Regions from separate parts of the Mus musculus genome. Here region 2 is linked to region 1. The links are chromatin loops, found by intact Hi-C in ENCODE. Cell type or tissue: heart. All regions are shown on one strand.

The links. A loop is a pair of places that touch in the nucleus more often than their neighbours do. Peaks named below come from ENCODE experiments on the same cell type or tissue, not always from the same donor. Only the 100,000 strongest peaks of a DNase experiment are listed, where the experiment ranks them.
Region 2: it touches region 1 in a loop (36-fold over the local background); 10 of 42 quality-filtered maps call a loop at or near these places.

Annotation. Positions count from the first base shown.
Region 1 is chr14:44,830,298-44,838,297 of GRCm38, forward strand. No RefSeq gene overlaps it. Among named protein-coding and RNA genes, the nearest start is that of Gm34198, 11 kb to the right of the region's middle. In heart, no CTCF peak of the experiment used is centred here; no DNase peak of the experiment used is centred here.
Region 2 is chr14:44,984,322-44,992,321 of GRCm38, forward strand. Ptger2 (prostaglandin E receptor 2 (subtype EP2)) reads left to right here and starts at 3,790. Exons shown (of 2, transcript NM_008964.4): 1 at 3,790-5,486. The coding sequence starts at 4,644. In heart, no CTCF peak of the experiment used is centred here; a DNase peak (open chromatin) is centred at 4,640; H3K4me3 peaks cover 1,608 bases; H3K27me3 peaks cover 4,337 bases.

The DNA of each region.
Region 1 (8,000 bases):
GAGGGAGCTTCAACGCCCCCAGCTCCCCGGTGCTTTGCAGAGCCTCTTTTCTGTGAATTGGCTTTCTCTGTGTGCTTCCTCACCTCTAATAGAAGCCTTTCTTCACCTGCTGACTCTGCCCGCTGGGTCTGAGACTTTTCCCTGGTTCTCCCTGCTACACTGGAGATTTCCCTGCCTTCAGCTTCCTGACTGACAGAGACAGCAAGCTCAGTCACAGCCTGGGCAGCACCACATGCACCATCCACGGAGCAGAAATCAGCACAGGGAGTCTCAGCCTTCCCTAGGTCCTCTTTCCCCTTTTCAGGCCCTATTCATCACACACGTCCTAATTTCAGAATGCCTAACTCTGGTTTTAATTTATGGAACACTTTTAGGGGGCAAAATGCCATCAGAAAAGTGTAGCTTAGTGAAGCCCAGTGATGGGAGTTGAGATGCAGTAGACTTAGTTGAGATGCAGTAGACAGGTTAAGATGCAGTAGACTTAGTTGAGATGCAGTAGACTTAGTTGAGATGCAGTAGACTTAGGTTGAGATACAGAAGACTTAGGTTCGAGATCTGGATGAGGACTGTTGGTCAGAAACTCAAAGCAGGGGACAGGAGAGGCCAAGCAAGTAAAACAAGTTGCAGATTAACTGGGGTTAAGCCTCTACCTGGAAAAGGAACTGTTGACTGCATTCCTGAATCAAGGTGTTGACTTGTTTTTAAGTTCATACTGTGAGGGGCTATTGATTGGTTTGTTTGTTTGTTGAGCAGAAGACCTGGCCTGAAACAACAGTGAAGATCCACTTAACTGAAGGTGTAGTTATAAAGCTCAAATTCTGTGTTGGGAAACAGATGATGCTTCATGCATACTGCATATCAAAAACCATCCTATCTGTGTTTTAACTTACAGGCACCATGGGACATTAGCCAATTGGTGAAGTAAAAAATATTAGTTGAAAACACCCACACAGAGGAACATTCTCTTAAAAGGAAATGTGTATTTAAATGTTCCTAACAGTTGTCAGACATCATTAATGATGTCTCAATGACAAAGGCCATGCCAACTGTTCACTAACATTTACTTCTGTATCGTCAAGGTAAGTTCTCTGTGGGCACCCAGAGACATATAGGTTTCTCTTTTGTCACTACCTGAGCTGCTGCTGCTTCTTCTTCTTCTTCTTCTTCTTCTTCTTCTTCTTCTTCTTCTTCTTCTTCTTCTTCTTCTTCTTCTTTTTAGATAAGGTTTCTCTGTGTAACGCTGGATTTTCTGTAACTAACTCTGCAGAGCAGCTGGCCTTGTGCTCAGAGATCCACCTACTTTTATCTCCTGAGTTCTGGGGTTAGAGGTATGAGCCATCACAGACTGGCTTTTTTTGTTTTTTACTCACTACCTGAAATGTTATAGTTCATGTCCTCGTGATTGGCTAATTTCATACGAGACTTTCACTATCCATTTACATGACATTTTACACAAGAAACAGCAGGAATGAACAGGAAACTCCAGGATTGTTTACTTCAATATTTTCTATAGTGTAAAGATCAGATTTCCACTAATCAGATTTACTTAGAAATTCTAACCATGGAGAATTTGTGAAGATGAAGATATTTTTAGAGTGAGCCAATGGTAGGCTCTTGAAATTTCAGAACTGAATAAAAAGCATAAACACTTTATCCTAATGACATGTGGAGAGCAGTTTAAAATGATCAGAAACTAACCACAGTTAGCCAAAGACTGAGAAAATGAGTGAATGTGGGTGGGAAATGGAGACAGGAGTAGGATCTGAGACAAGGCTGGAGGGCTCATTGTTTGCCATGTTCTGTTCCTTTTCTGGAAGAAAAGGAATTTCCATTTATCACTGTGAAATGATGATAATAACTGACATGAGGAGTTTATTAATTTATACAGTAATAGTGAATAAACAGTTTGGATTATGTTGCTGTTCTAAAAGGACTAGGAAATCAAGGTAACTACTATCGATGTAAAGATGGGGGTTATATAAATGGCAATGATTGATCATTCATGATTAAAGGCAACACTTTATAAGAGCACAGGGGATCTGCTGTAATTCACAGCTTTTATATTTTAAAATATACTTTACCAAGTTTTCCAGTTGAAGAGGAGCCATTTTTCTGTCCACTAGCTTCTTTTCAGTGGATTAGGAATGGAGAAACAATCCTTTGTATAAGTGTTTGGGTCAGCACGGAGCCCATTCTCAGGCTACATAAGTAGCTCCTGGTATTTTTATACATTTACTTACAAATCACAGATCAAGTTCTTAGAGCAGACATCCTAATTCCCAGCAGCCTAAGACAGACACATTGTAGAATGGTTGGAGTCTTGTTTAGTGAGACTAGAAGTGCCTTCTTTTAGAGATAATGGTCAGCATCCTAGCCCCACCTCCAAAAGCTAATGCGGCCCCAAACATAAAACACAAAAGCACAGGAGCCACGTTCTGGTTAAATCACAACATTCCCCAACACAAACTCTCCTTCTAGAGTAGCTATGGAGATGCCAGCTTCCACAGTCCAATTCGTTATTTAAGAGGGCGGTGTGACCAGCTCCATAGCATTCCCCACTAAGTATAACTTGCCAGTTCAGACCATCTTCTGTGGCAGAGGAGAGAAGAAAAGGACAAGTGTGAGGGCAATGGGGAGCAGAGCACAGCTGAGAAGGGCAGTCCCTTGGTGACTGGGTTCTGATCTTTCCCCTTGAGGATGAATAGATGGCACAATCAGAAACATCCATGAGAAACAGAGAAGAGCTATTTCTACTGCTTCAGATCTCTGACTAGACACTGTCCATGCTGTCCTTTCCCAAACCCCCCTTCTATAGCTCTTCATGAGGGACCAGAAGGCTTCAACTTTGGCTGTGCATCCACATTAGGCTTTAGCAGCTCAGCATTTATTTCAGATCTCACTGTCAATGCTGCCTCTAACTGAGCAACACCCATGTTTCTATCCTGGCCCTGCGGTTTCACATGATTGGTTCATTTAAACATCAACAGTCAGAAGGGCGGGAGATAGGGAGGCACTAGGCCAGTCAGGACATGTGACGATGGGCCTGCCCGGGCATGTCCTGGCCTGTTCTGCTATGTTCTCAGCCCCAAGTTTTAAAGCTCACAAACAACTCTTTGGGCTATTTGACATAAATTACATGAATCACAGGTCTCAAGTTTTATTTCCTTTCAATTGCTCAGGTCTCCTGCCTGTGCACACAGCAGCCTCTTCCCTACAACCTCCCTGCTCCTGCTCCTTACCTGCCCTAGTTAAGGTTGCTTGCCAGAACATAGAGGAGCAGCTGCTCCCCCTATAACCTTCCCAGGTCAGGTCCAGTACTGGCATCAGGACAAGCAATTTAGATTGCATGAGAGCTGCTACAGAGGGCCAGGCAGGTTGGAGGGGTAAGTGGGATGGAAGTTACAGGGCCCTGTGAATTCAGATCTGAAGTCTTTAGTCTTAGCATAAGGTTGGGAATCAGCACAGAGTAATAGGCTGGGGTAACAGGAAAGCAAACTAACTCACCAAGCTCAAAATAAGAGAGTCAAACACTGTGAGATATGTAGGACAGAGGAACAAAGACATCAAGACAACTTTAAAAGAGAAGTTGTTGTTTTCCTTCAAAAACTTTCTCTTTTTTTTCCAGGAAGATACACAACAAAGGTGGGATAAAAGCTGGAAGGAGGTAAAAAGCAAGCTTATCCACTCAAGGAACAGAACCATGCACGTCACTGAGTGGCCAGTTGTACAGTTGTATTGATTTGTTACCAAAATTTTGTTTTCCTATGTCAATACTATAACAACTAAGAGCTAAAAGGTTGCTTAAGCAATCTTAGCAAAAACAAAACAAATGAAACAAAACAAAATAACCAGGAATGGTTCTTATAATCCTCTAGAGTCATGTTTGTGGCCCCAGATGGAAAACAAAGGCACTTAAGTGTTCTCTACTGAGGCTTAATCTTGAAGAATCTGTTAATACATTGTTCACATTCGTCTCTCCACAGTCAGTTAACCATGAAGGCCCCTTCGAAGAATTTATTCCCAGGGTGTGTTGATAATTAGCCAGTTTCACAATGAAGCTGGCATAAATAGTTATTTATCATCTGTTGCCATAGTTACAGAGTAGTTAAAAATGCAGCAGTGTTTCTGGTTTTCTCAGTCCAGCCTGACAGACAACGTAGGCAAGGGTATACTACTAGAAAAAGTGTATTTCATGCAGAGAAAGAGAGTGTGCTGAGAAAGAAAGGTTTGCCCAGGAGTAAAAAGAAAGAGCAATGGAAAGATTATTTATGGAGTACACCTTGCTTCTCATGACTTAGCTCACCATGCTTCTGGCCTGGGGACTGGAGGGGTTTTCTAGCAAAATACGGGAAGCAGAATCCATTTGGGAGGCCTACGGGCTCATTTCTCACAGCTGAAGCTATCCACTCCATTGCTAAGTTTGTAGGGCATGGATGCAGTGGGTGTCAAACTCCTCTAGTTTTCTTTCAGGCTGTAAACTGCAGGCCAGTAGCATCCTCCACACAGCTACCCAAAGTGGACTCTCCCATGTCTATCTTGTGCCATCTCCCACATGGTTGGAGAATGAGCAGAACACGCAGGACTCTGATGCTGTTTCCACTGTGTTTACTTTCCAAAGGCTTTTATACCCTTTCTGTTTCCATGGTCACCTTATAACAAAAGCCCCTTGTGGCTCTATTTCTATATAATTGCCTCTACCTCTTCACTACATGAGCTGCATGACTCTGCTGACTTTAATGGATACCAGAGAAAATTCGAGATCCTCATCCCAAGCCCCTCTGCCTTTATCTTGCTAGTCTCCACCCCAACTCAGGAGTACACTGTGAGAGGATTCTCACAGAGGTGTGTGGACAATCTAGTTTCTGATGACCAAGCTCTGTCCACATCCCTTCCTTAATAACAAGTTCAAGCTCAGTTTATCCAGAGTCTAGGATTTCTTAACAGAAGCATTTTAATGCCTTCAGTTCTAGAACTGAGGCATAAAACTTTGCTAATTTTCAGTTCCTGTTCCTGGGGTCCTTGTGTTTGGAGAACATCATGTGATTAGTAATTGTGTGCCAACTTGGTCAGGCATGAGAAGCCCAGGAGCTGACTAAACAGTTTGACTGTATCTGGAAGAGTATTCTAAAGAGCTTAGCATCCACACCGGTGGACTGACTAAAGCACATAACTGCTCCAGTGTGAGTGGGCCCCATCTGGTCTGTTGCTGGCTGAGTAGAACTCGAAATGAAGATGAAGGTTGACTCCCAGCTTGATCTGATTGATCTGCCAGAGACATTCCTAATTCTCAGGCTTTCAGGCTGACTAGAAACTCAACTGTTAGCTCTTCGGTTTTGAGACTTCTTCCAAACATAACATAGGCTTTACAAGTAGACACACATAGAGAGTCACATGTAAATCAAGGGCTGGAATACAGACTGAGAAAACTGTTGCTAGGAAGTTTTGTTATTTGAGTGTGGCGTACACCATTGACAAAAACACTGTGTATCATATGACTGTGTATACAGAACACACACAGAGAGAAAGACATATACAATTGGTTCTATTTCTTTGAAGATCATTGACTACTACATATTAATTGAAATCTAAAATTATTGCTTTTCTGAAATTCAAGGGCTTTGGAAAGCAAGCTACTTACCATAGGTAGGTCATTCTTCAAAGGAACAACAAAGATAAACATGACAAAAAGGAGAACTACGTGGAGGAAGCTAACAAGGATTGGGTCTTGCATGGTTCTGTTTGCAGGAGTTATGTCTTTCAAAACACTCAATCTTTACTTGATATCAATGCAATAATTTTTTTTCAAAGAGATTTCTAAGAACACCATCTGTGCCCTGTAGTAAACTAGAGAAGGCTCATATCATTCACTGTAGCAAACAGAAGTCACTGAAAACTGGAGATTAGGTTCAAAGGATGGTTTTGGCCACAGTCCACAGAGTCCACAGAGTCCTGGGACGTTTCTAGGATAGATGCTTGCTATTCTCCAGCCCTGTCAGCCCTGTCCTTTGGCTTTGTGTAGCAAGGCTCTTCTGCTTGAAGGTGCCAATTGCTTTCTATGTTATCCAAGATTCAGCCAGAGAAACAAGCCCACTGTTAATGATAAATAATGCAGAATTTATTAATATTATAAGTCTTGCATTGTCCAACATACAAACCAGGAGCCACGTGACAGTTTGAATTTATTATAGGTAAACATTTAGTTAGTCTGGTTACATTTCCAGTCATTAGTGACTCCTCTGCTGGGAAGCTGATATGTGAAATACTTTTTTCATTTCAGAAGTTAAGAGTGAGACAGTGGGGGCTGGAGAGATAGCTCAGTGGTTAAGAGCACCGACTGCTCTTCCAAATGTCCTGAGTTCAAATCCCAGCAACCACATGGTGGCTCACAACCATCCGTAATGAGATCTGAAACCCTCTTCTGGTGCATCTGGAGACAGCTATAGTGTACTTAGATATAATAATAAATAAATCTTGGGCTGGTGAGATGGCTCAGTGGGTAAGAGCACCCGACTGCTCTCCCGAAGGTCAGGAGTTCAAATCCCAGCAACCACATGGTGGCTCACAACCATCCGTAACGAGATCTGACGCCCTCTTCTGGAGTGTCTGAAGACAGCTACAGTGTACTTACATATAATAAATAAATAAATCTTAAAAAAAAATTTAAAAAAAAAAAAAAAAAAAAAAAAAATAAATAAATCTTAAAAAAAAAAAAGAGTGAGACAGTGGCCGGGTGGTGGTGGCACATGCCTTTAATTCCAGTACTTGGGAGGCAGGTGGATTTCTGAGTTTGAGGCCAGCCTGGTCTACCGAGTTCCAGGACAGCCAGGGCTATACAGAGAAACCCTGTCTCAAGAAACCAAAACAAACAAATAAACAAACAGAGTAAGACAGTACTACCTTAGGTTCCTACACATCAGTGGTCCTCACTTTCCTAAGGCTATGTCCCTTTAATTCATCATGGTGTGGTGACCTCCAACCATAAAATTGTTTTATTGCTACTTCACAAATGCTGCTACTGTTATGAATTATCATATAAATATCTGATATGTAGGACATCTGATATGCAACCCCAAAGTGCCAAGGACCAGCTTCAGCTTGGAGGGGGGTTCTGAGAGAAGGGGTTTCTGGGAGCTGTGAAATTAATGACTCAAAGTCAAATCATGGATATAAGCTGGGGACCCATGCTCTACTTCATATAGGTTTTCCAGTCTGCTTTTCTCTATGTTGTGCTTTCTCTCTGACGATTTCTCTGTCTATATTCTGTTTGCTTGCTATTCTAAGAGATCTCACTGCCCATACCCTGCTTGCTTGTGTGTGTGTGTTTGTGTGTGTGTGTGTCTAGAAAGAGAGAGAGAGAGAGAGTTTTCCAAACAGTTCTCTCTTTTTCTCCTAAAACTTTCTCTGGATCACTCATCTCCTGCAGATCATAAGCCCAGCCTTTTATTTTACATATCTATCCAGTCATTTACTCCAGGTTTACTTTTGATTATCCTAAGAATCAGTATCCAGTGACCCAGCCCCTTGATTCTTAGGAGACAGCAACCATACATTTTCTCTTAATATTGCAAAATAATTTAAAGATCTTCTTGCCTCTGTTAAACACAGATCATAAACTAGCTGGGTGGGATTCTGTCCTGAAATTACCATTTCTATCACACCTGGTGATATCTAACCTTGCTATGTCCCATGCTGACCTTGAACTCAGGAATCTGCCTGTCTTTGTATCTTTCTGACAAGCTATCTCATAGAGTAGCTACCCCTGTTCCTTTAGATTCATGAAACCCTTCATAATTTATATTGCATCCTTTATTTCTGCATAGTTAAGAAATTATATGTTTCAAACTCATGTATTTAGAACTCTTTCCCATAGCTTTAAGGGTTATCCTGAAGGTCCCATGTTTGCCATTTTGCTGAGATATTGCCCTGTGCCCTTGACTCCTGGACTCCTGCTATTTCTAATTATCAAGAAATCTTTAAAGTTAACCAGGAGGACGTTCCTC
Region 2 (8,000 bases), 150 kb after region 1:
TCTTGCCCTGCCTTCACTGCAGGTGGGATGCCTGAACCCTTGAAGAAGCCGAATGGTAAGCTTGGCCTGTGTCTTCCAGCCAAGCAGAAAGTATCATCCAGAAGCCTTGCACAGTAAGGCCAGTGCTTGTCACAAGCGGCATGTTGCACGCGATCTGAAAGGCAGCAGAGAAGCAGCATCATGCTGGCCCTGCTCTAAAGACAAAATGCAAGTCTCTGGGCATGCTGGTGGCTTTCCCACACTCCCTCTGATAGGCTGGCTTATCCTGCTGCATAGGACATCACCTGGACTTGAAGCTCCTCGATCTCCACCAATGGTTTCTTCAAATCTCAAGTCAAGTACATCTTTAGACCATGACGCTTCTTCTGCAGGATACTGATGCCACTAAGACTGGAGGTGCTAAGTAAGACACGTGCACATCCAGTGTGTCCTCAAAGGCTTCATTCAGTCCTTCCTGAGTTCTAGATTACCTTTATGGTTCTGAGGTTGCTATCCTCTATGACAGGAGTTCTTCTCTAACAGGAGTTCTAGCAGGTCCTTAATGAGGTTCAGGCTCAAAACAAGAACCAAGGATAGGGACAAACACTGTAGTCTCTGCTACCAATCCCCACATCATGTAGACAGTGGTTCTCAACCTGTGGGTCACGGCCCTTTTGGGGGTTGCATATCAGATATTCTACATATCAAATATTTACATTACAATTCATAGTAGTAGGAATATTACATTTATGAAGTAGCAATGAAATAATTTTATGGTCGGAGGTCACCACACCATGAGGAATTAAATTAAATGGCCATAGCGTTAGGAAGGTGACAACCACTGTTGTACAACCTAAAGGACTCTTAACTTCTGCAATGAAAAAAATATTCCACATATGAGCTTCTTCGAAGGGGAGTCACTAATAGCTAGAACTATACCTAGAGAAACTTCATTTTTTTTCCCTTTAATAAACTTAGATCTAAACTGTCATGTGGCTACTGGCTAGCGATTGGACAATGAAAGGCTTATAACAATAAAATCTGCATTATTTATCTCTAACAGTGGACCTGTTTCTCTGGCTGAATCTTGACTAGCATAGAAACAAGGGGAAGAGCCTTGCTCCAAAAAGCCAAAGAATAGATCTGACAGAGCTGGAGGATCGCAAGCATCTACCAGCATGTACAAGCATGTACCAGCATGTACAAGCATCTACCAGCAGACCACCTAGAAACTTCCCAGGACTCTGTGGACTGTCGCCAAAACCATCCTTTAAATCTAACCTCTAGTTTTCAGTGACTTCTGTTTGCTACAGTGAATGGTGTGAGCCTTGTGTAGTTTATTACAGGGCACAGATAGTGTTCTTAGAATTCTCTTTGAAAAAAATTATTTAGACATGCATAGATATCAAGAAGTAAAGTTTGAGTGTTTTGAAAGACATAACTCCTGCAAATAGAAACATGCAAGCCCCGGTGTTAGCTTCCTCCAAGTAGTTCTCCTTCCTTTCATGTTTATCTTTGCCTGCCTTTGAAAAATGACCTATGGTAAGTAGCTTCCCTTCCAAAGCCCCTGAGTTACAGATCCATAAAGGAAAATATGAATTTTATATTTCAAGTAATATGTATTAGTCAGAGATCCTCAAAGAAATAGGACCAATTGTATATGTCTTTCTCTTTATGTGTGTTCTGTATACAAAGTCATATGATACACAATGTTTTTGTCAATAGTGTACGTCACACTCAAATAACAAAACTGCCTAGCAACAGCTTTCTCAGTCTGTATTCCAGCCCTTGATTTACATGTGGCTCTCTATGTGTGTCTACTTGTAAAGCCAGTGTTATGTTTGGAAGAAGTCTCAAGACTGAAGAGCTAAAAGTTGAGATTCTAGTCAGCCTGAAAGCCTGAGAATCAGGAATGTCAATGGCGGATCAATGCCCCAAATGAAGCTGGGTATCAACCTTCACCTATATTCCTAGTGCTATTCACTCAGCAACAGACCAGATGGGGCCCACCCACAATGGAGCTGTTATGTGCCTTAGTCAGTCCAGCAATGTGGATGCTAAGTTCTTTAGAACACCTCCCAGATATAGTCAGACATACTGTTTAGTCAGCTCCTGGGCATCCCATGCCTGACCAAGTTGACACACAATTACTAATCACATGGTGTTCCCCAAACACAATGGCTTCATGAACAGGAACTGAAAATTAGCAAAGCTGTATGTCCCAATTCTAAAACTGAGGGTGTTAATATATTTTTCTATTAAGAAATCCTAGACTCTGGATAAACTGAACTTGTACTGGGATGCTGACACTACAATTAGAAATGGGAAGAAGCCACTTTCAAACTACAGAAGATAATTCAATTTACTGAACCGACCTGATGGTCTGAGTAGGTAGAGATGGCAAACTAAGCATCCAGTGAGACTGCTGAAACATGGAACACAGTAGGACTGCTAGCTCTCTCTGTGCAACTACTGGAAACAAACACACAAACAAACAAAAATGCTAATTTGAATATGTTGCAAATGAAATCACGAAGCCCAGAAAAGTAATTACTAAGATATGAACTCCTAAGAATTATACAACTAGCTCTGGTCTTTTTCTTGTGACATATTCACCTTTAAGTAGGGATCACTCACGGAGCCCCAAAGCCACCTGTCCTGTAGACAAACTTCCCTGCACCAGGGAATTCCTTGCTTAAACCCATGTCTGGGGCTTCATAGTGGCTTCTTCCCCCAGGATCCCCAAGACTGTCTCACATGCAGGGAGTGCATACCCTAGGGTCTGAGGGGTTGTTGAGGAAGGGGTATGGACAGAGCTTAGTAATCAGAAACTAGATTGTCCACACACCTCTGTGAGAATCTTCTCACAGTGTGCTACTAAGTTGGGGTAGAGACTAGCAGAAAAAGGCAGAGGGTATAGGGATGAGATCTCGAATTTTCTCTGGTATCCATTAAAGTCAGCAGAGTCATGTCACTCATGTAGTGAAAAGGTAGAGACAATTATATAGAAATAGAGCCACAAGGGGCTTTTGTTATAAGGTGACCATGGAAACAGAAAGGGTATAAAAGCCTTTGGAAAGTAAACACAGTGGAAACAGCATCAGAGTCTTGCCTGTTCTGCTCATTCCCCAACCATGTGGGAGGAGATGGCACAAGATGGACATGGGAGAGTCCACTTTGGGTGGCTGTGTGGAGGACGCTACTGGCCTGCAGTTTACAGCCTGAAAGGAAACTAGAGGAGTTTGACACCCACTGCATCCATGCCCTACAAACTTAGCAATGGAGTGGATAGCTTCAGCTGTGGGAAATGAGCCTGTAGGCCTCCCAAATGGATTCTGCTTCCCGTATTTTGCTAGAAAACCCCTCCAGTCCCCAGGCCAGAAGCATGGTGAGCTAAGTCATGAGAAGCAAGGTGTACTCCATAAATAATCTTTCCATTGCTCTTTCTTTTTACTCCTGGGCAAACCTTTCTTTCTCAGCACACTCTCTTTCTCTGCATGAAATACACTTTTTCTAGTAGTATACCCTTGCCTACGTTGTCTGTCAGGCTGGACTGAGAAAACCAGAAACACTGCTGCATTTTTAACTACTCTGTAACTATGGCAACAAATGATAAATAACTATTTATGCCAGCTTCATTGTGAAACTGGCCAATTACCAAAACACTCCGGGAATAAATCCTTCGAATGGTTAACTGACTGTGGAGAGACGAATGTGAACAATGTATTAACAGATTCTTCAAGATTGAGCCTCAATAGAGAACACTTAAGTGCCATTTGTTTTCCATCTGGGGCCACAAACATGACTCTAGAGGATTACAAGAACAGTTCCTGTTTTGTTTTGTTAGGATTGCTTAAGCAAGTCGTTGTTATAGGAAGGCAAAGGCCACTCTGTGGTGTGCACGGTTCCATTTCTTGGATGGATAGGTTTGCTTTTCAGTTCCTTCCAGTTTTTGTCCCACCTTTGTTGGGTATCTTTCTGGATGTTTTGTGTTTTGTTTTGTTTTAAAGGAAAACAACAACCTCTCTCATATTCTTACTTCAAGTTGTCTTGATGTTTTTGTGCCTCCTCCACACCTCACAGGGCTGGACTCTCTTAACCTCAGTTTGGTGAGTTCCTGTTACCCCAGTCTTATTAAACTGTGCTGGTTCCCAGCCTTCTGCTAGGGCTAAAGGCTTCAGAGCTGAAGTCAGAGGCACTGCAACTTCCAACCCATAGGAAGGAAGACCTTATGGGCCAGCTCAGGGTGAGCGCTGGGAACGCCCCCAGGTCCCTTCTAGAGCCCTGTCAGTGTGTGTCTGCCCTGCCTGGCCCCACGGCAGCAGCTCGCAAGCAATCTAAATTGCTTTCCTGGATTCCACTACTGGACTTGCCCCCTGAAGGCGCTGGAGGGAGCAGCTGCTCTGGCAAGCACCCCCTGCTAGGGCAGGTGAGGCACAGAAGCACCGAGAGCGACCGGATATTGTAGTGAAGAGGCCACTGTACGTACAGGCAGGAGACCCAAACAAGTCTGTCCTTGGTGCGAGTTGGGGGCCGGAAGGGAGCTCTGGATTTCGGTCCCTCCCCTTTTCCCTGCTCTGTCTTGGAGCCCTGGGGCCATCAGACCCTCCGACTGTCTGGTACTTGCCTGGAAGAGATATCATCTCTCCTCCACACCCTCCACCATGGACAATTTTCTTAATGACTCCAAGCTAATGGAGGACTGCAAGAGTCGTCAGTGGCTCCTTTCGGGGGAAAGCCCAGCCATCAGCTCGGTGATGTTCTCGGCCGGGGTTCTGGGGAATCTCATCGCACTGGCACTGTTGGCGCGCCGCTGGCGTGGGGACACCGGGTGTAGCGCCGGCAGCAGGACCTCTATCTCCTTGTTTCACGTGCTGGTAACGGAATTGGTGCTCACTGACCTGCTGGGAACCTGCCTCATCAGCCCGGTGGTGCTGGCTTCATATTCAAGAAACCAGACCCTGGTGGCCCTGGCTCCCGAAAGTCACGCGTGTACCTATTTCGCTTTCACTATGACCTTCTTTAGTCTGGCCACGATGCTCATGCTCTTCGCTATGGCCCTGGAACGCTACCTCTCCATCGGGTACCCTTACTTCTACAGGCGCCACTTATCGCGCCGCGGGGGTCTGGCGGTGCTGCCTGTCATCTATGGGGCCTCCTTGCTCTTCTGTTCCCTGCCGCTGCTCAACTACGGGGAGTACGTCCAGTACTGTCCTGGGACATGGTGCTTTATCCGGCACGGGAGGACTGCATACCTTCAGCTGTACGCCACGATGCTCCTGCTGCTTATCGTGGCTGTGCTCGCCTGCAACATCAGCGTTATCCTCAACCTCATTCGCATGCACCGTCGGAGCAGAAGAAGCCGCTGCGGATTGTCTGGCAGTAGCCTAAGAGGCCCTGGATCTCGCAGGAGAGGAGAGAGGACTTCGATGGCAGAGGAGACGGACCACCTCATTCTCCTGGCCATTATGACCATCACCTTCGCCATATGCTCCTTGCCTTTCACAGTAAGTCACCTTTGTTTCCACAGCCCCGCAAGCAGCCCGCGCAGCCTGCTCAAACTCCTCTCACCCCACCCTTTCCACCTTTAGGCACAGCCTGGGTGGGAAATGTCTTAATTGACAAAGGTCAATTGCCTTCCCCTTTCCTTTTCACCTTACCCACTTCCTTCCTTCCTCCTCCTGTCTTTGCATATGACTGTTGCTACTTAGCACTTCTTCTAAGAACCTGCTTGGTCTCTTCCCTGGGTTGGTAACTGAAGAGGAGGGAGTCCCTCCCAAGATAGGATGTTGACAATGTTATAATCTGATCACTGGGGCCCACTTTGCTATCCTTGAGGCCCCTTCTCTTGGTGCTTTCATTTCTCCTGAGCAAAATGTAGTTGTCAACACACAGCATTCAGAAGGCCCTTGGTGTAGAAGGTTACAGCCTCTTTCATTTGACTTTAGGAACATTAAGTTACAAAATTGTTTCTTGATGTCACTGTCAGGAGCACACATAGATGCTCCTCATTCTGTAGCTGTGCACTTTGTGAGCACATAGATAAATTCAGTAACAGCTGGAACATCTCAGGGATGAGGGAAAAGGTTGCTTGGGGAACTGAGGCAGGGCCAGGATAGAAACATGGGTGTTGCTCAGTTAGAGGCAGCATTGACAGTGAGATCTGAAATAAATGCTGAGCTGCTAAAGCCTAATGTGGATGCACAGCCAAAGTTGAAGCCTTCTGGTCCTTCATAAAGAACTATAGAAGGGGGGTTTGGGAAAGGACAGCATGGAGAGTGTCTAGTCAGAGATCTGAAGCAGTAGAAATAGCTCTTCTCTGTTTCTCATGGATGTTTCTGATTGGTGCCATCTATTCATCCTCAAGGGGAAAGATCAGAACCCCGTCACCAAGGGACTTCCCTTCTCAGCTGTGCTCTGCTCCCCATTGCCCTCACACTTGTCCTTTTCTTCTCTCCTCTACCACAGAAGATGGTCTGAACTGGCAAGTTATACTTAGTGGGGAATGCTATGGAGCTGGTCACACCGCCCTCTTAAATAACGAATTGGACTGTGGAAGCTGGCATCTCCATAGCTACTCCAGAAGGAGAGTTTGTGTTGGGGAATGTTGTGATTTAACCAGAACGTGGCTCCTGTGCTTTTGTGTTTTATGTTTGGGGCTGCATTAGCTTTTGGAGGTGGGGCTAGGATGCTGACCATTATCTCTAAAAGAAGGCACTTCTAGTCTCACTAAACAAGACTCCAACCATTCTACAATGTGTCTGTCTTAGGCTGCTGGGAATTAGGATGTCTGCTCTAAGAACTTGATCTGTGATTTGTAAGTAAACGTATAAAAGTACCAGGAGCTACTTATGTAGCCTGAGAATGGGCTCTATGCTGGCCCAAACACTTATACAAAGGATTGTTTCTCCATTCCTAATCCACTGAAAAGAAGCTAGTGGACAGAAAAATGGCTCCTCTTCAACTGGAAAACTTGGTAAAGTATATTTTAAAATATAAAAGTTGTGAATTACAGCAGATCCCCTGTGCTCTTGTAAAGTGTTGCCTTTAATCGTGAAGGATCAATTATTGCCATATATACTCCCCTCCTTACATCGCTACTGTAGTTTCCCCTCCCTCCTCTGCTCCCAGCTCCTTCCCCCACCTCCCTTCTACCCCTTCCTCCCAACCATGACTCCTCTGTTTCTCTTCAGAAAAGGACAGGCCTCCCCTATGGATATCAACAATACAGCATACATATCAAGTTGTAGTAAGTAATACCCCTTGTATTAAGGCCAGATGAGGCAACCCAGTAGGAGAGGGTGTCCCAAAAGCAGGCAGATTCAGAGATAGCCCTTACTCCCACTATTAGGAATCCCACAAGAAAACCAAGCTACACAAGCTGTACAACATATATGCATAGGACCTAGGTCAGTTCCATACCAGCTCCTGGTTCTCTATTCAGTGGCTGTAAGCCCCAGTAAACCCAGGTTTGTTGATTTTGTGGGTTTTCTTGTTATCCTCTCCCTTTTAATATCAGTCCAGACATGGCCCCAGAATTGCCAAAAGAAAGGACTTGGCACCAAAATTCTCTTCAAAAGGATGAGAAAGTCAAGCTTGCTTTGAAGTTCTGCCCTTGTTCAGTTTCTATTTGCGGCTGGTAGGGGGAGGGGCACACCAAGAAAGTTTTAAATGGATTCTACACCAAACCATCCCTTAGCATGGGCACCATCAGCAAGCCCTGCTCTAGGTTTGCTTCTGCCAAGCCCATGGCAGAGATTCCCAATGAGCAGAGAGAGTCTCACTATGAGTATAGCAGAAGGCCAATACCCTGCCTTGCCTTGAGGATCACCACAACATCACAGCTACACAAACTACAGATAATCCAGGAGGCGCAGTACCAAACTGAAGCATCACGCCATCTCTCCTGAAAATAAATAAATTTAAAAAATCAACTTTGCCCGTTGACAACTTTTATTTTGATAATATGTTATCTTTCCACCACATACTATGTTCAGCTTTAGGAACTACTGAGCTATTCT